2 separate regions of the Mus musculus genome follow, and region 2 is linked to region 1. A link is a loop called in an ENCODE intact Hi-C map of the cell type or tissue named here. Cell type or tissue: heart. All regions are shown on one strand. Each heading gives the region's core, and the rest is flanking DNA. Links, peaks and the distances in the headings are about the cores only.

Region 1 (16,225 bases), core at 2,973-10,972:
GTAACTTTTGCTTTCCTCCTGATCAGTGGTTGTTAGGGACTAACCTGGAGATTAGTGCTAGTTGCAGGCTTGTTAGGAAGTGAGTGACTTAGAGACTAGTGCTAAGTGCCAGCTGATTGGTTAATTGGAGTTCAACCTTAAGTCAGGTTCTCTAAGATGGAGTTGGTCTGGTTTCTCATGCTCCACCATGCCCAGTATCTATGGTCATTCGAGACTAGTGGTTTTTTGTTTGTTTGTTTGTTTCTTTCTTTCTTTCTTTCTTTCTTTTTTTTTTTTTTTTGAGACAGGGTTTCTCTGTATAGCCCTGGCTGTCCTGGAACTCACTTTGTAGACCAGGCTGTCCTCGAACTCAGGAATCCTCCTGCCTCTGCCTCCCAAGTGCTGGGATTAAGGGCGTGCCCCACCACTGCCCGGCTGAGACGAGTATTATTTTATTAAACAGTTAAGATTGTCCATCATTTCTGTTAAGTCAGAAGGTTCTACTGTGAGACCCCGGCTTAAAGCATTTCTCCCTGAAAGGTAGAGCCCCTAAGACATTCCCCCAAGCTTGTTTTCCCTGATCTTTAAAAATACAGCTAGAGAGCTCTTTGTTCTCTATAGCCAGCAAAAAGCCTTTTTGTTTCTATACTGTACAACCAGAGATGCCTGCCTTCCTGTGCCGAGGACACGGAGATAAAAATTCAGAAAGAACTCACTCCCCACTCCTGCCTTGTAAATTTCACCAAGGACACCCAGAAGAGAAGAACTCTTCCCAACTCCTCAGGTAGCTGTTAAAAGCCCCCTACTGTCGAACTCCCCTGCCCTGCGAGGCTCGAGGGGTTCGTCCTCAACTAGCTGATAATAAAACCTCTTGCAGTTTGCATCAGGTGTGGTTTTCTCTCGGGATGTTGTTGTGTTGGCCAGCTCATCCCGGCCCAGCATCGGGGGTCTTACACTACCAAACTGTGCATTAGGACACTAATGCCAACGTGAGTCACCACACTCAGCTTTTATCCACGACAGGATCTTACTGTGTAGCATAAGCTGTAATTTAAGAATGTAAGTTTTATGTGTTCCCATTCTAGCTACCAAATAATTGACACAGAGACCTGTTAAAGTCACTCATTAGGTAATACTTTATGTCAGCCCTAGGGAATATTATATACTCACCAAAAAAAGTTAAAACAATAAACACCAGCTACTCCTCTCTTACAATCTTATTTTTTCCCTCCCTCCCTCCCTCCCTCCCTCCCTCCCTCCCTTCTTCCATCCCTCCCTCCAAGTGCTCAGCTTTTGAGGTAGCCAAGGCATTTTAAAAATAAATAAATGTGTATGTGCCTTTCATTCGACGATTCAAAGATAGCTCCTGGGGGGTGTGCGTGAGTGATCCTCTGGGAATACCAAGCAGTGGAGTAAACTGCTGCGACTGGGAGATACTGGCAGGCTGTAACACACAAAGGACTTATGTTCTCATAGTAGAGAGAGGGGGGGTCGGTCATTGCTTCAGACCTTGCTTCAGACTCAGGTGGTCTTCTGATAGCAGAATCAACCTGTACCTTCTGTGATGGTCATTACAGTGTCTAGCCCATCCCTACAGCAAGTGTGTGAGCTCCTCAGGGGAGGGGGCAGTCTTGTTCACCATTGGATGCCCTTTTGGAACAGGTGGGTCTTGTGAATAGCAGATGCTCAATAAAAGTACCTACCACAACACCGCACACATGGTATGTTGATGCAAACACAGTAAAAAAATTCTCCCTCAGAGGACTAGGGAAGAAGCCACTTCACCGTGTCGTCTATTCTAACTCTATTTTGGGTTCTGCCAGCAGCTGCTTTGGTGACTGGTCTCTGAGAGGCCCATCTCCCCCAATATGACAGGAGGATTTCCATCTTCTGGGCTACACACTGCTCACATGCTTGCTACAGGTGCAGATTATACCGACGACAACTTGTCCAGTGCAGATCTTGTGTGCTTGTCAGAAAGTGTGTGCTTTTTCGTGGTGGGGGTTAGTTTTTATAGCTGGTTTCAGAAAAGATGAAAGCAAAGTGACATAGTACTATACCTGCTTAACAAGGAATTGGAGGAAGGATTTTTTTTCTTTTCATTGCTCAAGTGAAGAAGACCTCAGAACTCTAGATACTCGTGACAGTTGAAGCCCCTGAGAGAAATGAGGAGTATAAAGAAGGTATTTCCTTATGGTCAGTTCCAACTGAGGTGACAGAATTTCAGGCTGCCAAATTTCTGTGAGAAGAACATGGAACCGACACAGAGTGATTTTAGCCAGATGATGCACAACACGATCGTAGTGTTTCAGGGAATGTGTCTTGGAAAACTTTGAACATTTCTTTTTTTTTTCTTCGAATTATTTAATTGATGAATTAGTTTAATGATTTTAAGAGTATATATCAAACTTTAATAACTCAAAGCACAATATTTTATTTATTAAAACACTGCATAATGAACTTCAGTGTTATACTAGTAAGCATTTTCCTACTAATATTTTGACTAAAACATACAATACAACCTTCGCAAAAACAGAAAACAGTTCTTTAGAACTAAGTGGTTGAACAGTCCAGGCTTCCTGGCCAAGTCAAAGATGGAGAAGTCAGGAGACAAAGCCGTTTACCTGACAGTTACACCGTATTTACCCTCTTCACCGAGTGCAGGTTAAAATCCTTATTCACAGTAAATGAAGACAGCAGGGTTGCCTCACTTGCCTCTCTCCCAACACAAAAATGATTTAGGAGGAGTCGGCTTTTCAATGCATTTTATTTGTTACTGTAACATTCATTTATCTATTTTTTTAACCCTCAAGCATAAACACAAACAATGTTCTTCTGTGAACCCAATGTTCCCACAGTCGTGGGTACTGACAGATAAACAAAGATCATTTTCTGGTGTTCTTGCTCTTCTATGCATACGTATCACACACACACCACAGAGGTAGGAAAGGCCATTTTTAACAAATTATTTTAATTGTAGAGAATTTCCCAAAACTAAACAGACAAATTAATAAAGCATGCCTTTGATGAGTCTCAAAGGCACACAGCATCCTCTCTCTCTCAAGGATGAATCCCCTGCAGTGTTTAGTCTTTGTCCAGTAACTTGATGGCAAGGTTGTCCAGGGTCAGCAACCACACCAGGAGCGCCTGGGCCACCTCTCATTTGCCGATTCTTTGGACCACCCAGTCCTGCTGGCACAGAGGGCAGCGATTATTCTGTTTCACCCACAGGGACATGCAACAGTTGTGGAAGGAATGGTTACACTCTCCCCAGACCACGACACAGTCCTTTTGCTTGTTTTCAGCTTGACATCGAAGACAGGCATCCATCACCTGGACCCTGCAGGTGGCACAGGTATCGCACTCAACGTCCCAGCTCCACATGGCTACCGCGTTCCACTTCTTGAGGGAGAACATCTTGTTGCCTCCCGACTTGGAGCCTGAGCTGGAGTGCGAAGAAAGGACGCAGGGTTCCTCGCCGTCCTCCACGTCGGCCATGACGGCGGCGCAGATCGGCGACGCGGACGTTGGGCGCAGAGGCAGGAGGTCTGAACATTTCTGTACAAGGTTATTTAATTTTTTTTTTTTTTTTTTTTTTTTTTTTTTTTTTTTAAAGACAGGGATCCTCTGTGTAGCCCTGGCTGTCCTGGAACTCACACTGTAGACCAGGGTGGTCTTGAACTCAAAGAGATCCACCTGGCTTCACGAGTGCTGGGACTAAAGGTGTGCACCGCCACGCACAGCAAGATGATTTAGTTTTTAAAAACAATTTTATGTGTATGAGTGTTTTGCCTGCGCATACGTATGTGCACTCTGTGCACGCCTGGTGCCCCTGGAGGTCAGAAGAGGGACTGCGATCTTCTGGGATTGGAGTTACAAATGGTTGTGAGCCACTGTGTGAGAGCTGGGAATGGAACCCAGGTTCTCTGCAAGAGTAATGAGTTCTCTTAACCACTGAGCCAACTCTCCAGCACCAAGATGATTTTAAAAAAGTATTTAAACATTTATTTTATTACTATTTTTTTTCAAGACAGGGTTCCTCCTGGTACCTCTGGCTGTCCTGGAATTCACTCTGTAGACTAGGTTGACCTTGAACTCAAGAGATCCTCTTTCCCCTGCCTCCTAAGTGCTGGGACTAAAGGTGTGCACCACACACCTTTTATGTGTCTTGTAAGTGTTGTCTGCACAGCAGTCATGCAGTGCCGGTGCTCACCAGAAGAGGGCATCAGATCCCCTGGAACTGGAGTTAACAAATGATTGCTGTCATGCTTATGGTGTGAGTTGAACCCTGGGTTCTCTGGAAGAGCAGCCAGTGGTCTTAACTGCTGAGTCATCTCTCTAGTTCCAGCCAAGACGAGAGAGAGAGAGAGAGAGAGAGAGAGAGAGAGAGAGAGAGAGAGAGAGAGAGAGAGAGAGAGAGAAAGAGAGAGAAAGAGAGAGAGAGTTTTTTCACTACAAAATACACACAGAGCCCCCCAAATAAAATTTCAGGTCATCTTTCCTCCAATAGCCACAAGATGGTGGCATTGGACTACCAGTAGCAGAAGGGTCTGCCCAGAAAGCCTTTGGTCTCATCTGCGAAACTGCAAAATGTCCAGATGGGAAGGTTGCTGAGCTGCCTTTCTATCTCTGCTGCGGGGTCCACTGAGGATCTTGTCCACAACAGGCATTTCATGAATAAAGCCTAGGGCCACGAAGAATCTGAAGCAATCTCTAATGATTCTGCAGATTGCTTGGGTCCACGCTCACGTCATTGCTGTTTGGGAGAGGAAAGAACTCTTCTGTTCAGAGGTGTGTGTGTGTGTGTGTGTGTGTGTGTGTTCAGCAGTCTGAGCCAGTTGTTATCTGTGGCCCAAGGTAGGATGAGGGTGGGCGTCTACATACACACCTTAGTGTGTGAAACAATGGGGTGAAGGGGGAGACTATTTCTGCAGCAGACGAACCTCTAAACAACTGCTGGACAAGTTTTCACTGTGCCTTTTCCTTCCCCACAGTAAGAACTGTAAGTCTGGTTTTCTGAGAGCTGGTCCGGTTCTGTAGCCCTGGTTGGCTTCAAACTCATCGAAATCGTTTGGCCCTGTTTTTCTTATGGCTGGTATCACAGGAGTGGACTCTTGTGACTGGTGATGTGTCTGTTTTGCGGACTCTGTTTACTGCTATGTCACTAGTGTCACTAGTGTATAAAAAGTTGTTGCACGCCGATCGCCCTTTCCCACTGGTCATGGTATTCCCAGGCATGCTTTTAGAGAATGAGTTCAGAAAAAACCTGCTGTGGAAAATATTATTTGGGGGTTTCTACCCCACCTTAGATTGTTTAGTTCCCAAGTAAAAATCACGAGAGAGAGAGAGAGAGAGAGAGAGAGAGAGAGAGAGTGCACACACACACACACACACACACACACACACACGCCTCAAAACTTTAGAACTGGGCAGATATCAGCCCTCTATGCTACCTTGTCTACTTCGTAGTAAATAACCGGAGATATCATTTGCCACGTTCTGCCTGGGTTGCTCTTATCCAACAGGCCAGCCCTCCTGATCTACCTAACCCTATGACCACTCCTTTCTTTTCCCCTTCCTCTGCTCCCTGGTCTCTCCCCAACCCAAAGCCCAGGAACCTCCCTCCACCACCATCTCTTTTACTCAGCCCAGGCTGTAGGCATCTTAATTAACCAATCAGGGATAACTTGGGCAACAAGGTTTAGATAGCAGTAGCCTGTGTCCGGAGGATCTGCTCATCTCAGAGCAAGCAGATAGAGGTACAGAATTCAGCATCTGAAAACAAGCAGCACCAGACCAACCCGACAGGAACCGTTTCCAGCTGACTCGCTTCCTAGCCCCATTTCTGCCGCTTCCTTGAATCTCCTTTCTTTCCTTCCTCTTGCTTTGTCTAATCTTGTTTCTTTTCTTTTCTTTCTTTTTTGTATGTGAGTACCCTGTAGCTGTCTTCAAACACTCCAGAAAAGGGCATCAGATCCCATTAGGATGGTTGTGAGCCACCATGTGGTTGCTGGGATTTGAACTCATGACCTCTGGAAGAACAGTCAGTGCTCTTAACCACTGAGCCATCACTTCCCTTCATCTCTCTCTCCTTCCTGCTCACTTTTCTTTCCTTCTCAAAATGTGTGATGTACTTTTTTCTAAATATATCTTTTTTTTGTTGTTGTTGTTGGCATACAAAATAACTGGTTAGTAGCTCTTTTCTTGTTGCTATGGTGAGATGCTATGACCAAAGGCAATTTATGGGAGAAAGAATTTATTTCTGTTTATCTGGAGGGATGAGAGTCTACTGTGGGGCTGGGGAAATGGCTCAGAGGTTAAGAGCACTGGCTGTTCTGAGTTCAATTTCCAGCAACCACATGGTGGCTCACAGACCTTTGTAGTGGGATCTGGTGCCCTCTTCTGGCTTGCAGGCATACATACAGGAAGAACACTGTATACATAATAAATAAATAAATCCTTAAAAAAAAAAGGAGTCTACTGTGGTGAGGAAACATGACAAAACTCACAGGGTTGTCCTTCTTCCATCAAGACCCCATGTCCTAAACTTCACCAAACAGCACTGCCAACTGGGAACTAAGTGTTTGGATACCCGAGCCTGTGGGGACATTGCTCATTCAAACCACCACAATGGGTTTCTTTCTAAAAAATTTAAAATTACATTTCCATATTTATGTGTGTGTGCATGTGTGCGTGTGTGTCCACATGAATGCTACACTTAGAGCACAACTTCCAGGAATCAGTTTTCTCCCTTACTTATTCCTTTTGCATTCCATTCCTGAGCCAGAGGCAGCCACTACTACACCCAGGGTGGCATTTGGATGGGCAGAGGCTGTGGTCACAGATAATGTTGCCGGGACATATTGAATTGTTAATAAAATTAGAAAATGTCATGTTTAACTGTATAAATGTCACAATTTCTTTGAGTTCCCCTGCGCACCCCGCCGCATTATTTTTGTTTGTTTTAAAATCAAAACACCGGAATCCGCTTTCACGGTCATCAACAAGGACTTGGTTGAATAAATTATGTTCTGTCCATTCTGACTCAGCGAGCTCTATCGGCATTTGCGTGAGCCGAGCCACTTCTAAGGAACAAGCTCTTGGAATAGAAAGACGGGATGTCTAAAGGAGGAAAGCTAAGTTCAAAACAACTGGTACGCTGACACTTGTGTATGTTCTCAGGTGTGCATAGAGATGTGTGTGGGGTAGTGTCACACACCTTTAATCTCAGCACTCAGGTGGATCTCTGTGAGTTTGGGGCCAGCCTGGTTTACAAATTTATTCCCAGGACAGCCAGAACTATATAATAAAACTAGAATACAACAACAACAAAACAACCTATAAACAAAACAAAACATGACGGTTGTAGAGGCCAGAGAGTGTTTGCTGCTCTTCCAGAGGACCCAGGTTCAGTTCTCAACACCCACATGATGGCTAACAGCCACCTGGAACTCTACTTCAAAAGGATCTGATGTCCTCTTCTGGTCTCTGTGGATACTTGTATGCATGTGGTGCACAGACATAAATGCAGGCAAAATACATAAAGATATAATATTTTAGAAATAAATATAAAATACACTGAAAGAAAAACTGAAAATTACACCCGGTGTCTTCCAGGAAGGGACCCCTCGTGGCAGGGTGAGATGAGAGAGAACCATCTCTAATGGAGACCTATTGTCATTTATTCACTAAGCAAATCACTTAACAAAAAGGGTTTCTAGTTTGCCTTGCTATAAATTAAGATTTCTAGCTGGGTGCAGTGTCTGTAGTCCCAGCTATACACTGTAGCCACCAGCTCAGACTCATAAGTAAACACTGGGTCTTGATTGGAGAACTTTGTCTTGGCTCGATATTTCTCTTGCAGCCTCTACCCAACCCCATCTTTCCTTTCCGGAACTCAGTAACCCGTGGCCACCAGCGGCTACACTAGGTGTGCACTGAATTACAGCCTCCACTTGTTAGTGTTTTCTAGGAAATTCTCCCTTGCTTACTGAAGAGGGAGGCGCCATCCAAGTGACACGAGACCAGGGAACTGCTGTTAGGGAGGCAAAGTTAGTGAGCTACAGGTCTGTATGTGCTTGCCTTGAAGTGGAAATTTATTATTTATTTATTTATTTACTTATTTATTTATTTAAGAGACTCAATTGTGTCATGTGATATTTTTCTGGAAGTTGCTCTCTGAGAAGATGGGTAGGGGTTAGGGAGGCTGTTTTGCTGAGAACAGACATGTGGTGTTTTTCTTGAAGCTGCCAGGATAAAGGGCATGCAATGTTTTGCAAGAGTGTGTTGTTTGGGAAGGGTATGAATATAAAACTCCAGCTTTCACGCCCAGGTAATGGAATGTCTCTGCCACCTGACCTGAGGCAAGGACAATGGGTCAGCGGCAGTTTCCAGACCTCCTCAGCAAGTTTCCAGACCCCCACATCCTGGTAATGGAATGTCCGTAGAGATGGACCCAATGGATTAACATAGAAGTCACCTACCCCGGAATTCCCTAGTGTGCTTTAAATCAGGCCTGCAAGCTCACTTGGGTATCTCTATCTTGGTAATGGTAAACCCTAGCATGGTGGACTTCTGCAGAATAAAACACACTTTGTTTTTACATACTATTTGAGTCAGGGATATTATTCTTCAGTGAACCACGGACCCTTACACTGGAAAATCTCATCCTGAGATCAGAGGGTTAGAATTGTTGACTCCTGCCCCGGGCCTGCAAGTCGTGGTGCACATAGCCCTGTGCCCCAACTTTTGCCCCTCCCCTGTTCCAGAGGTCATGTAGCCAGTAGCCAGGTTAAACTTCCTCTCCCCTTATAAGGTTGTGTCCAATAGCATCTGCAATTCCTCCTTACGCAAATGAGGCATTCCTAGCATCCTAGCCCTGCCTGGCCAATGATGTACTCTCACCCATGACCCCTGTTCACCCCTCAAAGGTTTAAATATCTTTCGTTCCCTGAGGAAACTGAGCCGTCTCACTGGGTCGCCATGCTCACTGCCGCCTGCGGTTTAGCTGTTGGGATCAAGCAAAAGAAACTTATTTTAAGTACTATTATTGTCTTTTCAGACCCCGTTTAATCAGAGGGAGAAACTACATTCAAGGTCCCAGGCCCCGGGGGAGCTGGGGACTTCCCTAGAGCTCAAGAGCTTCTGTTGTAAACAGCTGTTTGAGCCCAGATATCTCAGGGACAATGTGTAAGGAGTCAGCTGTCTGTGTCCAGCCATCTCAAGGACCTTACGAGCAGGGTCAAACAAGTCTCCAGTGGGTACTCCTTTGCTTAACCCATAATGTCAAGACACAAGATACCACTGCAGCTCTCTCCAGCTCCTCCCCCCTCACTTTGTGTTCCCATCCTATAAAACTGTTGTACAATCTCCCTTCAGGAACTCAGTTCAGATCCTGAATTGCTGTTGCAATTCCTAAGTGCTCAGAAAATAAAATTTCCTTTTTAAGCTTCTGTATCTGAAGTGAGTTTTCTCGGCTTCCACCCCGAACCTAAAATCACTCCCAGCTGTTCTGGCCTCCCCTCCTCTCTCAGGATCCACCAGTTGTGATAGGTTGACCATAGCATCACAAGTAGGGAAATGGAGTCTGAGCAGCACATAACCTTTTAAATACACGAGGTATATGTGCACACGCACACACACACACACACACACACACACACACTCCTATATATACATGTATACATGAAATTTAAAAAAAAAGTTGATCATGGTGGCACAGACCTTTTAATCCCAGTACTTGGGGGAAAAGGCAGGTGGATTTCCGTGAGTTTGAGGCTAGCGTGTTCTGCATAGAGACTTTTAGGCAGCCAGAGCTGCATAGCAAAATTCAATCTCAAAATAGATAGCTATGGGCTGGAGAGACGGCTCAGCAGTTAAGAGCACTGACTGCTCTTCCATAGGTCCTGAGTTCAATTCCCAGCAACCACATGGTGGCTCAAAACCATCTGTAATGGGATCTGATGCCCTCTTCTGGTGTGTCTGAAGACAGCTACAGCGTACTCATATAAATAAAATAAATATATCTTAGAAAAATAGATAGTGCCGGGCAGTGGTGGCGCATGCCTTTAATCCCAGCACTTGGGAGGTAGAGGCAGGTGGATTTCTGAGTTCGAAGCCTACAGAGTGAGTTCCAGGATAGCCAGGGTTACACAGAAAAACCCTGTCTCAAAAAAAAAAAAAAACCAAATTTCCTGTCATTTGAGTGGTGAACAGGAAGGAGCCTTGGGTGTGCACGGTCCCTAAGGTGACCCTCATAGTTTTCTTATTTAAAACGTCATACTGAAGCGATATTACATTCTAGAATCTCAGTCAAGCAAAATCTATTAAAACAATCAAACCGTCCTCATATCTTAACAGTTGGAGATAATAACGTCTGCGAGTGGTTTAGCGTGTTTCTCTTCAGCCTCCATTCACTCATTGCTTTCTCTTTCTCGACATTTCCTCTACAGGTCAGGGTCTCTCCTGAGGGGCTCCCTGCTCAACTTGCAGACAGCTCCACCAGAATCCTCTCCCCTCCAACTGTTGCTCTCTCAGCCTCCTGGGCTTTGTGATTTTCCCTTGCTTCCTGCTTCTCAAACCTCTCTCCTGCCGTTAGGAGAAAGAGCTACACAACACCAGGGAGCGTTTCCGACCCGTGATGATAAGTTTTGCACTTGGCAACGCAACTACACCACTAGCATCCTTTCAAGCCGCCGGTGTCTGGGTACCGCTGGCTTCTCTGGGATCTCAGTGCTCTGGGCAGATGACTGGAGCCCAGGAATATAGGATTTAACTAGGCAAATGGATACAGTGAGACCTGCGTCAAAAGGCGTTCCATTATGTGGACTTTAGCGTACATTCTAAGTAGAGTTATTTTAGAAAAGCTTCCCGGCTCACAGCACTTTGGAGTTTTTCGGAGGAGGGAAAAGATGCCCTTAGTTTGGACGATAGCTTGCCATCCTGGGAAAGCCCAGGACTTTACGCTAGAAGTTTCAGCGTTCATATTTCTATCTTTCGAGCCTGGCCTTCGTGTTAACATCAAGATTTTTAAAGCTGCTTTTAGGGGAGAAGATTTCTTCCCACGTTATGAGTAGGGGAGCTCACAGCACTGACATTTAATGTTCTTTGGTACCTTAAACCATTCCGTAGATTTTTATCTGGCAGATACAGGACAAGCGGCGGGTACATTAAGAATTGAAGTAGTAATGTTGTATGAAAAAAAAAAAAAAAAAAAAAAGTGAAGCACCCGCTTCCGCAGCGAGCAGGGTTCGAACCTGCGCGGGGAGACCCCATTGGATTTCAAGTCCAACGCCTTAACCACTCGGCCATCGCTGCTACGGAGAAAGGACGAAGGCGGAGACACTTTAGGGTATCAGCCAGTGCACGCGCGCCAGCGCTGAGAGTAGGCGGGGCCTGCAGCGGCTTGCAGCTCCGTAGGCTGAGGCGCCTGGGACGTGGAGTGGCTGAAGTTTCCGCGAGGACGCGGAGAAAAAGAAAAGGGGGCGCGTCCGGGTCCTAGAACTCGGTCCTTCGCTGTGTTCGGGGATCTGCCGCCTAACCTGGTTTCTGGTCGCAGACCTGGCTTTTGCCCTCCCGCTTTCCCAGCGGCGTTACGGGATGGCCGTGAACCATAGGGTTGTCTCGCTGCGTGTGGAGGGCTCGCCCGCTCGGAAGTCGCGGCTCTCTCCGGTGCGCGTTAGCTCTGCGTTCGTTACCCTTCAGCGCGAACGTGGGAGCCGCCCTGCGTGATTTTTTTTTGCGTGGCCTCGTGGACGCGCTCAAACCCGTCGGACGGCCGTCGGAAGCGCGGCGGCTCGCGGGTGGGAGGCCACCGCAGCGCGCATGCGCAGCTTCTACCCTCACCCCGTCCTCCCTGTTTGAATTCCCCGCCCGGAGGCTGAGCGCAGGTTTCTCAGGAGGAGGCCGGAAGCCGAGGTGTCGAGCGACCTCCTGATAGGTGTGTGGACTTTCTTGAGACCTCCCTCTTTAGTAACGGTGCTGGCACGTGACAGACCGTGCGCTGTGGTATCCCGGGTGGTATCCCGGGAACCCCTAGGGTAAAAATTTCAAGGTGATCAGCTGGGGTACAGTAGGAGCCCCAGATCAAATGGCATCACTTTGGTCCTGTTTGTGACAATCACTCGTGGCTTTTTTGTCCCAATTAACCCTGCTAAGCCTAATAGGGTGTTGCTTATCTTGTTCTCTGATTCTACATGTACACCTTTAATCCCAGCACTCAGGAGGTAGAGGCAGGTGGATCTCTGAGTTCGAGGCCAGCCTGGTCTACAGAGTGAGTTTTAGGACAGCCTGCGCTACTCAAAATACAATACAAAACAAAAAGGCATCAAATCCATTTTGTTGAGGCCTGTGGGGACATTTTATAAAATCATATAAATCATAAAGGAAGAAACATTAAGGGCTGTTCTAAGCCTGTCATTTTTCCAGGGGACACTGGCCCATGAGTTTTTTGGGAAAGGCTATATAGTTAATAAACGGGAGATTCAAAGTTACAACATGCAAAATTAGTTTAAATAGTAGTTAAATCAGTTAAATGTAGTTAGATCAGTTAAATGTGAATAATCACTGTATTCCAACCTGAGCAAGACAGTCTCTTTAAAAATTAAAATTAAGTGAAGGTCCCATGATTTGTTATCTACAGTTTGAAGTTCTTTTTAATCTTCATTGTCCTTTGTTAATCTCTAGTACAGTGGAATAAATAAGGAAGACTGATATGACAGTAAGCAAACTAACAGATCAGATGTGTGTGTGTGTGTGTGTGTGGTGTTTGGGTGCCTACTCATATATGGTGTGTGTTTGGGTCAGAGATGATTTTAGGAATCTTTCCCTTTCACTCTCTGACCCTTATTTAAAAATGTTTTCTCATCTGATATATTCTGAGGTAGTCTCCCACTGCCTCTTGAACTCATCTGGTCTCAGTTGCTGGGAAGAAACACTGTGACCTAGGCAACTTATTAAAGAAAGCATTTCATAGGGACTTACAGTTCAGAGCGTGAGTCTGTGGCCATCATGGTGGGGAGCATGGAAGCAGTCAGGCTGGCATGGCACTGAGGCAGTAGCTGAGAGCGGACATCTTATCTGAAAGTTGGAGGCAGAGAGAGGGAGGGAGAGAGGAAGAGAGACTGAGAGACTGACACTAACTGGGCCCTCAGAGCCCACTCCTGGTGACATGCCTCCTCCAACAAGGTCACAATTCCTCATCCTTTCCAAAGCAGTTCCATTAACTGGGGATCAAGCCTTCACATATGCGAGCCTGTAGGGGGCATTCTTCTTCACATTGGTTTGATTGGTTGGCCAGCAAGCTGCTCTGCCCACCTCCAGGGGCTAGTCTCTACTCCATGCCCAGCTCCGGGGTTGTTGGGTTGCTGGAGAGCTGAAGTCAGGATCTGACGCATGCGCAGGAAGCTCTTTACCCACTTGGCCATCTCTTCAACACTACAGAATATTTTTGAGGTGCATAATTTTTGTTCTTTATCCCGAGCATCCATTCTCAAGTGACAGTTGCCCTTAAGGAACCGCACTCACCTACCAGAGACTAAACGCACTAACCGCAGAGACTTCCTTAGCATTAAACAGTGTATTCCAGCTGCTTCTGGGGAGGAATGAGTGTATGCTGCATAAAAATCACCATAAAGTTAGTGGTTTAAAATAACACAAGTTAACTGGAAACCTAGCCAACTACCCAGGGAACGTGAAGTCATGGATCTTGGAGGAGAGGCTACGACCACCGCTTTTTACTAAACCGCCATTATCCCTAAATACATTCTGGATATTTGTCTTTACAACCTCGGTAAGAGTGGTACTCATTCTTCATCAAGGAAATTTCTCCTGGCAACAGACCAAAACCATTACAGAAACCCAGAATTAACAAAGTGAAGGGTTGTGGGGCCCAGTCCAGTGCTGCACCTACAACATAACTAAATCCTGAACGCGACTTTGGAGCATTGTGGAAGAGAGGGCAGAAAGGGTGTACGAGCCAGAGGAATGGGGACTGTGCCCGGATTGAGTCTCCTTGGAATGTCAGAAGCTACACCCGTGAAGTGTTGCCAGTGTGACTGCCTGAATATGAGCTGAACAAGGATGGGAATAGACACGCGGACATGGACAGGGATGGTCATGCTAACATGAGACCACAGCTCTACACAGTGAACCACAGGCAACTAAGGAATTCCAAGAGCAGGAGAAACGGCTTTCCACAGGGATGAGCATACTAATTACCAAATGGCCAGTCCTGAAAAGATACACACACACACACACACACACACACACACACACACACACACACATTTAACAACAATGAAAAAAGAGAGCATGTATGTATCTTAGGGTTTCTAGTGATGTGAAGAAAAGATATAATTGAGGCTGGCTTTTGGGTTCAGAGGTTCAGTCCATTATCATCATGATGGGGGAAGCATGGCAGCGTGTAGGCAGACCTGGTGCTAGAGATGGAGCTGAGAGTTCTACATCTGGATTGTCAGGCAGCAGGAAGAGAGAAACTAGGCCTGGCTTGAGTGGCTGGAACCTCCAAGCCCACCCCCCAGTGATAAACTTCTTCCAGCAAGGCCATACCTCCTAATAGTGCCACTTCCTGTGAGCCTATTGGGCTATTTTCATTTAAGCCACCACACCATGAGTTTGAAAGAGAGCAAGGAGGGTTTAGGAAAGGGAAGGAGAAAAAAAATGTAATTATAATTGAAAAAAAATACCCCAAAATACAGAGTAGACCCCCCCCTAATTTTATAGTTTCTGAATGTTCAGAGTTCGGTTATGTGTTGACTAGACCCTGTCACTGATAAAAGATATGAGGTAACTTGTGTTCCCAATGATTAGAGAATGAAAAATGAGTCATGGGACACAGACTCTCAGGCAGTAGCTGTAACGAAAAGAAGTGGGTCAAGGGGAAGGGACAGTACTGATTACAAGAGATTGAACTTGTCCTGAATTAGAGGAGGAGTTTTATCAGGTTGCTAAGTACTCTTCATTTGATACTTTTTCACCAGGCATGAGGATGATACTTTAAAAAAGACTTTTGGGGACCAGAGAGATGGTTCAGCCATTAAGAATGTGTGCTGTTCTTGCAGAGGATCAGAATTCACTACGCAGCATCCACATTGGGTGGCTCATAACTGCTTGTAATTCCAGCTCTGGGGGAATCTGACATCCTCCTGTAGATTCTAAGGGTAGCTTCCCAAGTGCGCACACACATAATTACAAGGCAGTTTTGTTTGTCATGTTGTAATCATTTTTTTCCCTTATGTTTAGATGCAGATGAGTGGCCAGTTCAGTTTTGGAAACATCAAAGTATTGGCCAGAACCTGGCAGAGTTTTGTCCGTTGATAAGAATAGGAGAAGGAAGGGCGTGTTTCACACATTACTGATGTAGGAAGAGACATATTTTTACTTTCATGGAGTATTAATTGAAAACCCAAGAATCTATTTGTCTCTTGACTCCACGAGGGTCTTCATCTCCTTCACTCTTCCTATCTTTCCCTTCAGTATTAACTGAGGAGTAGGGTGGAGGTCCTTTATCTTCTGTAGTGGTTCAAGTAGTATCTCTTATCTACTTATCTTTGGACATCATAGAAATCTGTCTCTCTCTCTGGCTCCTCTCCTCTCCTCTCCTCTCCTCTCCTCTCCTCTCCTCTCCTCTCCTCTCCTCTCCTCCCCTCCCCTCCCCTCCCCTCCCCTCCCCTCCCCTCCCCTCCCCTCCCCTCCCCTCCCCTCCCCTCCCCCCCTCCCCTCCCCTCCCCTCCCCTCCCCTCCCCTCCCCTCCCCTCCTCCCCCCTCTCCTCTCTTTCTTTTTTTTTTTCTTTTTTTTTTGAGACAGGTTCTCACTATGTAGCTCTGGCTGCCCTGAAACTCACTAAATAGACCAGGCTGGCCTTGAACTCAACCGAGATTCACCTGCTTTCACCTTCCAAATACTGGGATCGAGGGTATACACCATCATGCTGTTATGCCCTGGTTCTGTGAGAAACCCAGAAGAGCTCAAGAATTTCAAAGTCCGCTGCAATTTGCAAAAGAGTCCTTTTATTTAGAGTCTTGACTCGGATCACAAACCCCCTTCAACATAGGTTTGGTGTGCGACCCCCAGCTCAGGTGCTTTAACACTTATATACAGAGTAGTTAGAATTTCTTTGAATACTTAGAGTAAAGGGGAGGGGAGGTGGAGTAGGTAAGTCACAACTCAGACAGGATACTATTTGGTAGGGCAAAATTGAGATGCTGGGAGGGGGATTAAAGATGG
Region 2 (16,225 bases), core at 4,276-12,275, 120 kb after region 1:
TGGGAGGAGCAGCTCTTTCATGTGCTCCAGCAGTTCATAAATGGTGTAGATGTTGGGGTAGACTGACTCAAAGCCCTGGATCTGGCCCTTGGTGGTAACTGAGTTGGCCAGCCTGACAGCCTTCCTGTGCTCAAAACATCAGGGCCAGCTCACCCACACCGTGCCACCTGGGTCAGCTCTCTAGCACTGTCTGGGAGAGGAGAAAGGCCATCACTCTAATACTGCAGCAGGCAAGGGGTGGGGCCAGCTTTCCCATCCTCATACCCTGAAGTCTGACTCTTGCTTGCCCACACCAGCATGGCCAGCTCTACTGTGCTGCCCAGGTTAGAGGCAGGGTCAGCTGTCCCTTACTCACACCCTTGGAATCAGCTCACCTAGGCCCCTGCAACCAGGGTCAGCTCTATGTTGCTTCCCAGGACACCAACATGGCCCCAGGTGGGAATCCAGACCAGTTATGGCTGCATTTCCTTTGGTGGTAACATGGGCCATGGGCACCGACCCAGATCCCAACCACTGCAGGGCCATGGACCCAGACATGGCTCTCAGCAGCAGCATGGTCTAGGACCTCACTATGGCCTCAGGTGGCATCACAGGCGGCTCACACCAGGCTGTTCCATACTACCCTCCACTCTCCAGTTCAGCCTCTGATACACACACCATTCTGCTTCTCTCTCTCTCTCTCTCTCTCTCTCTCTCTCTCTCTCTCTCTTCCAGCTCTCTACTTGCTCATTTTAATGGTACCAGGGGTCTCTAGGTATCTTCTGCATGATGCCTGGTAGGAGTCATCTCTGGGGTGCTCCTGGAAGGTGGGTACCTTCTTGACCTGGTGGGGGTTGTCTTGAGGATGCTCTGCCCTACCTGTGCTGGATGGTGCAAGGCGGGGGTCATCCGAAAATTTCATTTTTAAACAGATGAGTAATATTCCAATGTGTAAATGTACCAATTTTCATTATCCATTCAACCATTAGTGGACATGTAAGTTGTTCCCAGTCTCCGGCTATTATGAATAGAGCAGCAATGAGCCTGAATGAGCAAGCATATCTGTAGTAGATGTAGAGCCCTTTGGGTAGATGCCCAAGAGTTGTAGAGCTGAATCTGGAGATAGATCTAGTCCCTGCTTCCTGAGTATCTGCCACACTGATGTGCATAGTCAGCCCCCCTATTATAAGGTTTTACTTATTGTTAGTGCATGTGTGCGTGCATATATATAACATATGTGGGCACATGTGCTACAGTGTGCTTGTGGACAACTGTCAGACTTCAGGGCCCTTTTTCTACTCTGGCTACAAGGATGGAACTCAGGTCATTAAGCGTACTCGTCTAGGGCTTTACCCATCTCATGCATAAAATATGATGTACATATCATATATATTTATATATGCACACACATATATATATACACACACATATACACACACACACACACACACATATATATATATATGTACATATATATATATATCCACACATATATGCATATGATATATAGTGTGTATTTATGGGGTACAGTGGGTCTCATTTGTGTACATAATGTGGGAAGATTCCGTCTAGTTAAGCATCTCGCTGCCTTACCATTAGAGGAGCCCTGATTTCAGTAGGAGCCCCAGACCTCTCCTAATTCACACATTGGATACAAGTTTTTTTTTTTTTTCTGCTTTATAAAAGTCTTATCCCAACACTTCAGCTGGGACCCAAGGTTTCATAGAAAACATAGAAACAATGGATATTTTTCCATAAAATAATACTATGGACTTCTTTTCTACATATCTGTATCCCCCTTTTCAACTGAGAATTTCATGCACGCATATACTGTGTTTGGATCAGTGCCTCCCTCCCCCCCATTCCCTCCTCTCCAGTTCCTCCCTTACAGTCCCACTACTTTCCCCTCCCAGCTTCATGTCCTCTCTGTTTTAAAAACACACCCAGTACACTTGGTGATGCCTATCCATGACTAGGGTAGGGCCATGTACTGGGAGTATGGTTCTCATAGCCTGAATTTCTGAAGAAAACTGACTCTTTCTCCCACCAGCTGGTCACTTGCTAACAGCTCCGGCACTAGGGCTGCAACTTGGTGACCCCCTCCCCATCCATGCTGGGAGTTTGCTTTAACTTGATCTTGTACACCTGTGTGTGTAGCCATGGCTGCCTGTCACACCCAGTAAACAATGTTTCTCTGCAGACCTCCACTCCCTGTCTTTTACCCCTCTCTACCCCTTTTCCCATGATGGTCCCTCTTGCGCGCTCGACTGGCCAGGAAGAACTGCAACAGGATCCTTCTGCACACGTTTATTGGGAGAGCTTGACTGTAGAGGCGAAGAGACCCCGAGCCCAGAACTGGTGCTGCTTTTATAGGCCTAGGAGGGGCGTGTCTCACACCCGGATTGGTTATGCACTAAGCCTCATTTGCATGTTCCTCATCTGATTGGCTACTCTCTCTCAGTACCTTACAGAACCTCATTATCATACCTCATTTGCATGTCTCACATCTGATTGGTTATACTCTCAGTACCTTACAGAACCTCATTATCATACCTCATTTGCATGTCTCACATCTGATTGGTTATACTCTCAGTACCTTACAGAACCTCATTATCATGCCCGGGCCAGGCAGTGTCTTTGCAAAAAACTTTACTGCATATGCACACATTGGTTGTTTGTCCAAACTTATGCGTGGTGGCCAGCAGTAGTCAGTGCCACTCTGCAACGGCACATGTGGCTTCCCACAGGTCCCCAAGCCTATGTCGTGGGCGATGGCCTTGAACATCTTATCTTACCACTTCGGTCTCCTGATATTTTCCTACCTCCACCCTCCAAGGGCTGGTGTAACAGGTGTGTGCTGTCACCACCCCTGATATGACCTGTAGTAGGACTCGAACTTAGGGCCTCATGCGTGTCTGACAGGCACCCTAACCACTGAGCCACACCAGCTGTGTACTGCCCACCTCCATTTTTCCCTTCCTTATTAAACATCTATATTTTTTCCACAGTAAGTATATGATGCACCATGGTCCTCTCAGGCCTTCATCTAGTACTAAAACTTCATAAGATTTAATAACCGTGACTCTCCATTCCAGTCTTCAGTTGGGATTCCAGTGGCTTGCCCTTGAAGGAACGACTTGATTCCTGGGGACATAACAACAGTCTCTGGAGTGAGTCTTGTTACCGAGACATGATTCTGTCTCTTTTGAGCTATTATATCTCTCAAGACTGGGTTCTCCTTACAAGATGTTTAATAAGTCCCTTACGCTTTTTTTTTTTCTTTCTTTCCCAATTTTAGGTTACTACCCTGGTGAATTGTCCGCAGAATCCTTCCAACAGGAAGAAAGGACGTTCAAAGAGAGCCAGAGTTCTTCTAGCTTCCGTGGAGGAAGCAACTTGGAATTTGTTAGACAAGGGGGAGATGATTGCTAAGGAAGCCACGGTTTTAAAGGAAGAGCTGGCAGCTGCACTCCAGGAAGTTCGAAAAGAGAGTGAGTATCCAGCCCCGGGTCAGAAGCAAACTGCTTATCCTTAGGGTGTGGGTTATTGCGGCAGATCTGCGAGTGCTTTGTTTTGCGGGCTTGAGTTTATGAGTCTTGCACACAGCTGTGAAGAGCGGGCGAGCGAGCTGTGGGAGGCAGAGTGGCTCGTTAGGCAGCTCCAAGGTGGAGTCCCAGACCTGGCTCTTCTCTGGCTATGGGATTTCTGTATACAGCTCCCCCTAATAACCGAAGAGAGGCTGATGGTGTGGACGATGCCTTCACCCATACGCCATGAATTATAAAGTTCTCTGTAAGCAGTTAAACACTTCCTCCCCGACAGCCTCAAAAATAGAGTTTTTACTTTTCAGTGTTTGGAAGTATAGGTTTACCAATACTTTTTTTTTTTTTAATTTAGTAAGGGTTTGTATAAACCACACACAATCCATGCTGTGCCTTGCTCATATTGTATAATAAAGACGTACATTCCGCCTTTTGATATTTTTACTATGATTAACACAACAGTCGATTTTTTTTCAAGACAGGGTTTCTCTGTGTAGCCCTGGCTGTCCTGGAACTTACTCTGTAGACCAGGCTGGCCTCGAACTCAGAAATCTGCCTGCCTCTGCCTCCCAAATGCTGGGATTAAAGGCGTGCGCCACCACTGCCCGGCAACAGTCGATGAAGAATACAAGTCTCATCTGCAGCATGTTGAAGAAAAGATTTAAAAAACGTACTTCGTGCCAATGGGGGCTGCATTTGTTCAGTTGCTCTTGCCTATGCAGACAAACTTGGAGGCCAGAGGTTGATGCTGGGGTATCTGCCTGTCAATTTTCTGTTCTTCCTTCCTATCCATCCATCCATCCACCACCCATCTACTCACCTACTCTATCTATCTATCTATCTATCTATCTATCTATCTATCTATCTATCTATCTATCTATCTATCTACCTGTCTGTCTGCCTGCCTGCCTACCCATCTGTCTACCTGTCTGTCTATCTATCGATCTATCTTGGTGGTTTGAATAGGAATGGCCCCCATAGATTCATGTGTTTGAATAGGGAGTGGCACATTAAGAAGTGTGGTCTTGTTGGACTTGGAGTAGGCATGGCTTTGCTGGAGTGGATGGGCTTTAATGCCCCAGAAGCTCAAGCCATGTCCAGTGTGGCACAGTCTCTTCCTGCTGCCTGTGGATCCAGATGTAGAACTCTCAGCTTCTCCAGCACCATGACTGCCTGCATGCTGCCATGGGTCCCACCATGATGACAATGGACTAAAACCTTTGAAACTGTAAGTCAGTCCCAAGTAAAGGTTTTTCTTTATAGCAGTTGCCTTGGTCATGGTGTCTCTTCACAGCAATAGAACACTAAGTATCTCTCTATCTGTCTATCTGTCTGTCTATCTATCTATCTATCTATCTATCTATCTATCTTGAGACAGGGTCTCTCACTGAATCTGGACCTCACAAAATTCTCACAGTTTTGGCTGGGTGCCTATCAACCATCAAACCCATGGGCACTGCCTGTCTCAGCCTTCTAGAGCTAGGGTTACAGATGTGCATGGCCCCACACAGCGTGTTTTCATTTATGTTTGATGTGGGTACTAAGGTTCTGAACTCAGGTCCTTATGCTTGCTCAGGAACCACTATATCCACAGAGCCATCTCCCATAAAGACATATGCAAGATATCTTTAAAAGCACTAATTGATGGTTTTGTGCCTATCACCTTGCTACAACTGTTCGGGGGAGTGAAAACAAAGTTGAATTTTCTTGTTCAGCTTCTTAAAAAAAAAAAAACAACCCTGAGATGTTCAAATATTTTTCTCCCCTAAACCCTAGTACAATTTTAAGAAAACTAGAAAGAGCCATACCCTTAGCACTTAAGAGTCTGTGGTTGAAGGATGGCACATTCTTAGCCAGTCCAAGCTACCTCATGGACACCCCTCTGTCTGTTTATGTGTGATAGTATTTCCTAACCGACATAAACATACTGGTCACAGCCAACTTTAGGCTAAATATATGATATAGGATTATGCTTAATCTTGTAATTCTTGCTTTCACACCTCTTACAGTTAATTCTGTTGTATAGATTTAAGGCACACAGCATGGTGTTTTCGGATCCATGTTACAAAGTGGTTTCTAGTAGAGTACATGGATGTGGCTCTCGTCTTACGGTTTTACCCCCCAGCCTTTGATGACAGAACAGCCAACCATGCACTTGCTCAGGAAGGCTTCTTCCTGTGATGTTACACAGCCCTGTCATACATTTGAGCTCCAACTCCGCATGCCTCCCTTTCTGACACTTGGTGCCCTTTGACCCCCATCTCCTCTCTTCCCTCACCTTCTTACCATGTCCTGGTAATCACTATATTTGAATTTTCCGTCATTTTTCCTTTGAAAATTATTATTATAATTAGTATTATTATTGCAGGTTCATGTGGCGTGTGAGGGTGTGTAGGGTGTGTGTGTGTGTGTGTGTGTGTGTGTGTGTGTGTGCATGTGGCATGTGTGTGAAACTCAGAGGACTTTTGGGGGCTTGGTTCTTCCCTTCCACAGTGGGATCTGGGACCCTAACTTAGGTTCTGGTTTGTAGGACAACCCATTTTCACCTGCTGAGCCATCTCTCTGGAGCTCTTTCTGAGGCTGGGCCACTTGACTTAGCATAATGTCCTCCATTTTTAGGTTGTGGCAAATGGCTCTTTTTATTTTTAACATTAACATTTTATTTATTTAAATATCAAATGTTATCCCCTTTCCCGGTTTCTCCTCTGCAACACCCTATTCCATCCCACCCCCGATTCTATGAGGGTGCTCCCCCACTCCCCCACTCATTCCTGCCTCACTGCCCTAGATGCCTTACACAGGGGCATCATTGAGCCTTCACAAGACAAAGGGCCTCCCCTCCCATTGATGCCTGACAGGACCATCCTCTGCTACATATGCAGCTGGAGCCATGGGTCTTTTTATGTGCACTCATTGGTTGGTAGTTAGTCCTTGGGAGCTCTAGGGGGTCTGGTTGGTTGACATTATTGTTCTTCCTATGGGGTTACAAACCCCTTCAGTTCCTTCAGTCCTTCCCCTAACTCCTCCATTAAGGTCGCTGTGATAAGTCTGATGATTAGCTGCAAGCATCCACATCTGTATTGGTCAGGTTCTGGCAGAGCCTTTCAAGTGACAACTATATCAGGTTCCTGTCAGCAAGCATTTCCCGGCATCCACAATAGTATTTGGGTTGGTGGCTGCATATGGGGTGGATCCCTAGGTGGGGCAGTCTCTGAGTGTCCTTTCCTTCAGTCTCTGCTCTACTCTTTGTCCCTGTATTTCCTTTAGACAGGAGCAATTCTAGGTTAAAATTTTGGAGATGGGTGAGTAGCCCCATCTCTCAACTGGGGATCCATGCCTAACCTCTAGATATGGTCTCTACAGGTTCTCTCTCCTCTTTGTTGGGTATTTCAGCTAATGTCATCCCCACTGGGACCTGGAAGCCTCTTACTTTCCTGGCATCTGAGACTTTCTGGTGGCTATCCCCAGTTCCCAATCTCCCATTGCTATACACCTCTGTTCAATTTCCCGACTCTTCTGTACATCTCCCCAGTCTCCTCCCATAACTGATCCTGCCCTTCTCTTCCTCCCAAGTCCTCTCACTCTCTACCTCCTGGAATTATTTTATTCCCCCTTCTAAGTAGGACTGAAACATCCACATTTTGGTCTTCCTTCTTCTTGAGCTTCATAAGGCCTGTGAATTGTATCATGGGTATTCCGAGCTTTTTGCCTAATATCCACTCCACTTATCAGTGAGTACATACCATGTGTTTTCTTTTGTGACTGGGTTACCTCACAGATGTTTTTTCTTTTAAAACAAAGACTAATCACAGACATATATTTTGCTTTCTTTATTCATCCATCTATCAGTTAAAAAAAAGAAATTCTCAGAGAAGTCTGGGTACTAGGCTCATGCAGTAAGTTATTCATGATTTTCTATTCTCATCTGAAACACACACACACACACACACACACACACACACACACACACACACACACACACACGTCCCATGTGGTGCACACAACAGATAAACTTGTTGAAGTGTCTTGCTCTAATTCCTTGGACAGTGGAAGGGAACCACTCCCACTGCAGTGTGGGAGGAAAGCGTGGAGCTAGCACATGCTCCTGGAATCCGAGGAATGCTTTCTGTATGGAGCAGAGAGCCACAGTGAGAAGAACATTGTGCCCCCAGCCTGGGAGGAATGTTAGCTCAGTGGTGGAGTCGAAACAAAGCTGAATGCATTCTGACCTAATAATGCATTGACTTTGTCTGACACTGGAAACGTGTTTTAAATAGTCTCTGCCCTCTCTTAAAGGGCCTTTGTCCAGTGGCATTCGAAGGTCTAATAAGAAGCAGCCAATCAATGTGAGGTATCTGGACAGGTGACAAAGGATTGGAAGTGGAGGGTGGCTTTATTGACGTCGTAACTGACTTATTTTCCAGAAGGCCTCTGAGAGCAGTTCATAAAAATTCCAACAGAAACTCAGCATAATTTCAGCCTTCTTAAGAGATTCTGCCCTTCTATGTTTTACTGCTTCTAGTGGCTTTACTTACAAGCCGAAAGTGATAAAAAAAAATGCAAACATCTGTGTTCCCTAAGGAATGTGCCTGCAGAAGATGAGACGTGGAGAGTACAAAGGAGTAGATAATAAAAGGAGAGGTGGGAAACGGACAGAGGGCAGAGATCCAGCAGGAGGTCCCAGTGCTGGGCAGGCTGCTCACAGTTATTTGTGACTTTGCAGTTCACCAAGTACTCGTACACCCGGACACAAGCAAGAAGTTAAATCTGAAATTCTATCCAAATAGTTTTAGATTAACTGCAAAACTACACAGATATTATCTAAGAATGGCTTAAATGTATAGACTGCATGTTTTCCCTGTAGCCTGTATGCTCCCTTTGCATAGACAGTACTTCCCTACACTCTGCAGATCCCACTTGTAAGCCATACACATTAATGCTACCTAGTGGTTTGTTAAATAATAACACGTGTTTGTAGCGGTACAGACACTGTTGTGACCTCCTCAGTAAACGTTCACACACTGGGCTGACATTCTAGGAAGCCTGGCTTTACCTTCAGTCTCACAGACTTGTGGTCTTTGGGATACAGTCTGTAGTTTCACAGGGTGGGCGGGCTTTGTGGCATTTCAAAGGATTATCTGATGCATTGACCAAACCTGCTGAGCACTGAGGTTTCTATTCTTGTAACGACGACAATTAATAGAAAAGTACAGGTTTTAAAAAAAGTTTATTTTTATTTATATTTTGTACTTACTGGGTCATCAGCATTGCCCCAGTGCATGCTGTGGATTTTTTTTTTTTTTTAAGGAAAATTCATGTGTGGTTCAAAGTTCTGTCTACCTGTGGTTTCCTCTTCCACGAGATTTTTACCTTCAGAAGAAATGGCACATGATAGTATCTCTCAGATATCAGATATCAGAGCTAATACCAGATAAGCTTCTGCTGGCTTTCAATCATTACCGTGTGACCTCCATGGCTATTTGATATGTTTTGTCTGTTACCTGCGAAAGCAACAGCCCAGCATGTTTTACTCCATCATTACCAGCCCTCGAAGCAGCCACCCTCAAAAACATTTTTATGTTTTACTTCTGAGCAGATCATTTTAAGTTGGAAATGTCTTTGCTTCAGCGAGTTGAAGAAGCTATTTCTTAACCCTCTGGACTCCACAGCATCCTTTGAGGAGCTTGACGTCAGTCTTATTGCTACCTCTTTGAAGTTACTGGACTTTTCTCTATCTCATTTTAAGAATTATTTCTCCCCCTTTTAGCAATGCTACTCGGATCTACTTGGTTTTCCTGGTGTTTATTCTATTAGTAGTTTCCAGCACCTTCAATACCACCTGTGTCTTAGTGTCTGTGGACATTGGGGGAACACGTTGGATCCCCTGGAACTGCGGATATAGATGTTGTGAACGTCCATGTGGATGATAGAAATCAAACCCAGGTTCTCTGCCAGAGCCAAAGTGTTTTCACCAGTGAACCATCTCTCTAGCCCGGAGAGAATGAGTGTCATTGTATTCGTAGACACTAAGACTCTCCTAGGGTAGCTCTAGACACTCTTCTCACTTACCGGGTTCTATACTTTTTTTTTTTTCTCGAGACAGGGTTTCTCTGTGTAGCCCTGGCTGTCCTGGAACTCACTTTGTAGACCAGGCTGGCCTTGAACTCAGAAATCTGCCTGCCTCTGCCTCTGCCTCCCAAGTGCTGGGATTAAAGGCATGTGCCACCACTGCCGGACTTTCCTGGGTTCTAAAAGCGCTACTTTTTCCTGATGTATAGAAACATAGGACAATACACAATGTATTGTGTTGGCTGAGATAACCTGCTATATCAAGTTACCAAGTTCTAAAAGTGATACTTTTTTCCTGCTGCATAGAAATATAGAATGATATACAATGTGTTGTGTTAGATGAGATAACCTGTGGTAACTCACAGAGCTGGAGAGGATGATTGGCAGCATACATTGTCTTTCAGCATCAAATTTAAAGACAATTAGGAGACGGAGATACTGTTTATTTTTGCTAATGATCTAGGTGCAGTAGAGGAAACTGTTGAAATTGTCCACACCAGACCACAGCTCTCTACCACAAAGGTGTTGAGTATGAGAGACCATTGCCCAGCAGCTCAGACTTAACTCACTCCAAATTCCATATCCTAACAGTTTGGTGAAGTTTTTATAGTAACAGAACAAAGTCGTAAATCAAAGCTTTTTTTTTTTTTTTTTTTTTCCCCAAATACACTGGTAGAGACACCAGGCAGATGCTTAAAGCAAACTAGGGAAAGTTTTGCTCCTGGCCTGTCTGATGACATGCTGAACTCTTTGGTTAGCAGAGAGTAGGGTCTTTTAAGTTAATACATTTCAAAAAGATTCACCAGACAGAGGGTGTCTTAGTCAGGGTTTCTATTCCTGCACAAACATCATGACCAAGAAGCAAGTTAGGGAGGAAAGGGTTTATTCAGCTTACACTTCCATACTGCTGTTCATCACCAAGGAAGTCAGGACTGGAACTCAAGCAGGTCAGGAAGCAGGAGCTGATGCAGAGGCCATGGAGGGATGTTCTTTACTGGCTTGCTTCCCCTGGCTTGCTCAGCCTGCTCTCTTATAGAATCAAGGCTACCAGCCCAGAGATGGTCCCACCCACAAGGGGCCTTTCCCCCTTGATCACTAATTGAGAAAATGCCCCACAGCTGGATCTCATGGAGGTATTTCCTCAACTGAAGTTCCTTTCTCTGTGATAACTCCATCTGTGTCAAGTTGACACAAAACTAGCCAGTACAGAGGGACATCAGGTCTTCTGCTGGGAAGGGAAGATAATGGGAAGAGAGAGAGATGGGAAGGGATGGATAAGAACAGGGCTACAGGTAGTAAAGATGGATCCTAATTAAGGCACTGGATCTGCCACATTCCAACCTGTTCACAGTCTTTGGCAATCTAATAGTTATCCAGCCTTGCAGAAGTAAACCCTTATGGGTTTACTCTCTATATAGTAAACATTACTATATAGTGAGTAAACTGTATGGATTTACTATTAGAGAGAATCTGGCTTATGGGAGGGGAGCAATGGGTTCAGGTAGGGAGAGGAGGGCTACATATTAAATAGACTTCTGTATGCCCGCTCCCTGTCCATTTGCAGACATGTGCTGTGGAGCATCTACTTACCCACTTTTCTTAAACATTTGGTGGTGTTTTGGGCCCTGGGATAGATAAAATAAGATAGATAAGATAGATAACCTAGCTACTTGGAGTCTACCTGGAGCAGCAGACATGTGGACAGCTCTAATGATGTCAAAGGGCTGGGAAAGCAGGAAGAAAGGACAAACAGACAAGGCATTTCTAAATGATTCCACTTTAGTCTTAAGTTGGGGAAAGATGATTCTCCCCCACATGAGCATAGATGCACTGGCCGCTAATTGATAGAACAAATGGTCTATGCATAGTCTGTCTTTCCCAGAGATTTATGTACACATGTCCCATTGAGAAATCTACTAAATACCTTTTCATGAGCAAAGATTTGCTCAATAACCTGGACTCACACAAGTGAACTAGACAAAATTCACTGTCACTGAGCTAATGTGTTTTAGTAGAAAATGGTCAGTAAGCAAGCAAGAGGACTTGCTTTTTAATTCATAAAGGATGCATCCTTTAACTATAAACCTCAAAAAGTAGTATTAATTAGGATAAAATAGTTTTCTTATGCAAATGTTAACTTGAAACAACAGCATATTTCTACTGGTGAAATAAATTAAATATGAATGAATTGATTTCTTTCTTTTTGTTTTTAACATAACATTTTTATTGATCATTTGGAAATTTCACAAAATGTACCCTTGATCACTTTCACTTCTCATTCCTCCCAGGTCCACTTCTAATCCTTATGACCTTCCACAAAACAAAAGAAGAAGAATAAAAAGGGAGGGAGAGAGAGAGAGAGAGAGAGAGAGAGAGAGAGAGAGAGAGAGAGAGAGAGAGAGGAGATCAAGTCTAGTTTGTGTTGTCCATATACTCACTGGAGCATGGTCAAAGAGCAAATAGGCACCCACGCCAGAAGCCATCACCTGTGAAGAGCTACACTGTAGCATCCTTATCACATTTAAAAGTTCTCTTCAATGGCTTCCTGTCTAGATTGTTTCTTTTTTTTGGGGGGGGGGAGCGGTTTTGGAGTAGATTGTTTCTTTTTTTGGGGGGGGGAGCGGTTTTGGGGCGAGGGAGAGAGGTTGTCACAGAATTCTTTGTCTCTCAAAGAACTGGTTTCTTAATGTAGAGGAAGTAACTAAGCTGAGATTTCAAGGGCTTTCAGGGAAAGAGGAAGGTTCAACTCCCTTGTATACTGTCCACACAAGCCAGGATGCCAGCTTAGATGGACCACAGTATCAACACTGCAAGTACTTTAGTGTGGGTTATCTGGAGCTGGGATGTGCAGCCTTACATCCAGCAGTCTTGATGGCTGTGCCCACGAGAGCCAGCAACTGCACCTAGGTACCACAGGCTTCATGGACATGTGTGAGATGGGAGGGAACCTGCAAATTATTGGACATCCTGCCTTCCCATCTATTTTTACTTGTGGGTATCCACCAAAGCCACCGAAACCAATTGGAGGGATGCTAAGGTTAGTTAAGAGCTTTTGAATTCATCAAGGGCCCTCTCTCTCCTAAATATAGATGGTGCCATCTTACATTAAAACAAATGCCTTGTGCTCCAGTGTGCTCATGTTGCAGCCTACCAGAAGCTATCTGTATCTGTATCTGTATCTGTATCTGTATCTGTATCATCATCTATCTGTATCTGAATCTGTATCTGATCTCTCTTCTCTCCTCTCTCTCTCTCTCTCTCTCTCTCTCTCTCTCTCTTTCTCTCTCTCTCTCCTTCTCGCCTGTAGCAGCCCATCCATTCCATTATGCTTCATGGCTCATGGCTATTTCTGGCAGACCCTGCCCTGTGGTAGAGATAAGGAGACTGATGCTTGTGGGAAGTAATCCATATTGTCTGAAACGCACACTCTGGGCTAGTGAAAGGGCTTAGCAGGTAAAGGGGCTTGTTGTCAAGCCTGATATCATGAGTTCAATTCTTGGGACCCACAAGGTAGAAGGAGAGAATCGACTCCCAAAAGTTATTCCCCTACCTCCACAGGCGTGCTGTAGCATGGCAGTGCTCACACACTCACACACATTCAATAGATAAATAAGATGTAATAAAAATAAGAATATTCTTCATATTTCTCATGCACAAGCTATAAGCATTTGGGCTATATTATCTTTAGAAATTAATAGGCATTTTAATTGATTCAAGGTAATTATATATTTGTGGAATGGTATATACTTAATACATTAATAAATGTAATATAGATTGCTTAAGTCAGGGTAATTTGGACACCCAGCATCTCAGGCATAGATCTATTTTTTTTTCCAGTTAGGAACATTCAGAATCCTACTGGTTATTAATATTTTGAAATGTTCAATTAATTGTCACCTCCAGTTATCTTCCTGTGCTATTAGAGGTTATTTCATCAGACAGCTGCCCCCTTGTATTTAAGGTTTGTTTTCTGTTCATCTGTCTTTCCATATTTCCTTAATTATTAATCTCCATGGCCTCTAAAACCTCAGGTCTATGGATTGATTTCCCACTAGGAATTAGGATTCTAGACTTGCCATCACCCACAGTAGTGAGATAAAATGATTACTTCTAGAAATGGGAGAATGGTACCTTGAAGGTTTATAGTCTTCTCATCAGTGTGCAGGGACACACACTTCACCTACAAATGTCTTGGTCAAATTTCCAGTGTGGATCTCTCGAAATGTTCCCTATTGACTTTTCAATTGTTCAGTGTACATTTAAAGAGTATGATGTTGTTGTTGTAGATGATGATGGTGGTGGTGGTGGTAATGATGATGATGTATATGAGTGTTTTACCTGCATGTATGCATTTGAGCAACTTGTAAACTTGATATCCATGAAAACCAGAAGAGGGAATTGGATCCTCTGAGATGGGAGTTACAGATGTGAGCCACCATGTTGGTGCTAGAAACCAACCCCCTAGATCCTGTGATGAGCAGCCAGTGCTCTTAACCACTGAGTGAGTCCTTTCTGTAGGCACCTCAACACATGTTTTAAATAGGGAAGTAAATAGTGTCTTAATGAACCCGAGATAAAAACCAACCAACCAACCAACCAACCAACCAACCAACCAACCAATCAACCAACCAACCAACCTACCATCCAACCACTGGTGTCCATTCTGTACCACCTATATTTAAAGAGTTTGAATATTGAATATTCATTAATAAAGGAAAGTAACAAGTCAGCGTTAATGAACTGCTCCTAAGTAACTGGTCGACTCTATTGACTCTGTCAGATAGGGGTTTGGTAAAATGTCTGGTATTTACTGCCAGTTCCTCATAGAGTATGTCTGGGGTTGAAGGCAGCAGCTAACACCCGAATTACTTCCATTTATTGATGGATATGGATGGATATTGATGTTGCATGTATTTGACTGTTGCTACATCTCTGGTGTTCTAGATAAACATTAAGTCACAAATACAACAGTCTTCTCACTAAACACCGAGATTCTGTGCAGTTCACTCTTCACTTGAGGGAAAAGATACACTGTCATAGAATGTATTTTAACGTGAACGTGTGGTATTCTGTAAGCGGGCAGAATGTTTACGGAAACAGTTCCACTGAAGACTGATGAGCTAATTAGCTCCATTGCTTATAAACCACTGGCTGTTGGAAAACACTCAACATGGCATCCCTTAGTGTCCTCTTGAGATAGCTACAGCAGGCTTTCCTTACACTGCATTTGATTTCTCAGCAAACTAGTCTGTGTCACTCACTGTGACGTATGCCGGCATGTGGGGAGTGCAGCCTTCCCATTGATAGTCCCTCAAAATGCTGGATCTGTGACAGATAGACTGATCTAAGGAATAACAGCACTACCAGTTTTGAAAGTCTAACAGAGTCTGTAGGCAATCTGCCATTTACTTTGATGTGCAAGTCAAAGATAAGAACAAAGAGTTAATGCATGCTAACAGGCTGGTTTGCACATGGTGGGTCCTAGAAATGAAAATGTGCCCTGAAATTTCAGCTTGTAAAGGAGTCGGTAATCAAAGTGGGATTCACACACTGGCTATGACTTTGCTCTCCTTTTGGGCTACAGAGGAGGTACCACTCTCTAGTCATTTCATAGACGTTGGTGTAATGCTGACAGGGATCTGAGCTGTCTTAGGATTTCTGTCGCTGTGAAGAGACACCATGATCATGGCAACTCTTGTAAAACATCAAATTGGGGCTGACTTATCGTTCATGGTAGGAAGCATGGCAGCACACAGGCAGACATGGTGCTGCAGAGGTAGCTGAGGGAGTTCTACATCCAGATTGGCAGGCGGCAGGAAACAACTGAGATATACTTTCTCTACTCCAAAAAGATCATACTTCCTGATAGTGACATTCCCTGTGATCCTCTCTCTCTTTCTCTCTCTCTCTCTCTCTCTCTCTCTCTCTCTCTCTCTCTCTCTCTGTGTGTGTATGTGTGTGTGTGTGTGTGATTTTCTTTTAAACCACCACACTAGCTAATACACAACACAGGCCTGAACATTATGGGTTTTTGCACATTCTACTATAAAAGAGTGCATTAAGTAGTTGGCAATTTCTCAGGGTCATTGTTTGGCCTCGTCAATATTCTATGGCTGTGAAGAGACACCATGACCAAGGCCACTCTTATACATGAAAGTATTTAGTTGAGGGCTTGCTTAGAGTTGCAGAGGCTTAATCCATTATCATCATGGCAGGGAACATGGTGGCAGGCAGGCAGGCATGATATTGGAGAAGTGACTGAGCTACATTCTGATCACTGAGCAGAGAGAGAGAGAGAGAGAGAGAGAGAGAGAGAAAGAGAGAGAGAGAGAGAGAGAGAGGAGGGGACAGGAGAGGACAGGAGAGGACAGGAGGGGAGGAGAGGACAGGAGAGGAGAGGACAGGAAAGGGAGAGAACTGGGATTGGCATGGGCTTTTGAAATCTCAAAGCCTGTGAGCGCCCGACTCGCCAGCAAGAACGACGCTGCAACAGGATCCTTCTGCACACGTTTATTGGGAGAGCATTGACTGCATAGGCGAAAGACCCTGAGCCCAGAAATGGTGCTGCTTATATAGGCCTAGGAGTGACGTGTCCATACCTGATTGGTTATGCTACCAGTACCTCATTAATATGC

Evidence for each region. A loop is a pair of places that touch in the nucleus more often than their neighbours do. Peaks named below come from ENCODE experiments on the same cell type or tissue, not always from the same donor. Only the 100,000 strongest peaks of a DNase experiment are listed, where the experiment ranks them.
Region 2: it touches region 1 in a loop (2.1-fold over the local background); 1 of 42 quality-filtered maps calls a loop at or near these places.

Annotation. Positions count from the first base shown.
Region 1 is chr10:63,418,263-63,434,487 of GRCm38, forward strand. n-TStga3 (a tRNA gene) reads right to left here and starts at 11,295; the gene lies at 11,214-11,295. It also overlaps the pseudogene Gm7075 and a transcript of Ctnna3 not described here. In heart, for the core only: CTCF peaks have their summits at 4,187 (motif pointing right), 4,479 (motif pointing right), 6,376 (motif pointing left) and 9,953 (motif pointing left); a DNase peak (open chromatin) is centred at 10,649; H3K4me3 peaks cover 779 bases; H3K27ac peaks cover 705 bases.
Region 2 is chr10:63,534,244-63,550,468 of GRCm38, forward strand. Ctnna3 (catenin (cadherin associated protein), alpha 3) reads left to right here. Exons shown (of 18, transcript NM_001164376.1): 3 at 3,278-3,470. Among named protein-coding and RNA genes, the nearest start is that of Ctnna3, 85 kb to the left of the region's middle. In heart, for the core only: no CTCF peak of the experiment used is centred there; a DNase peak (open chromatin) is centred at 7,628; H3K27ac peaks cover 2,040 bases.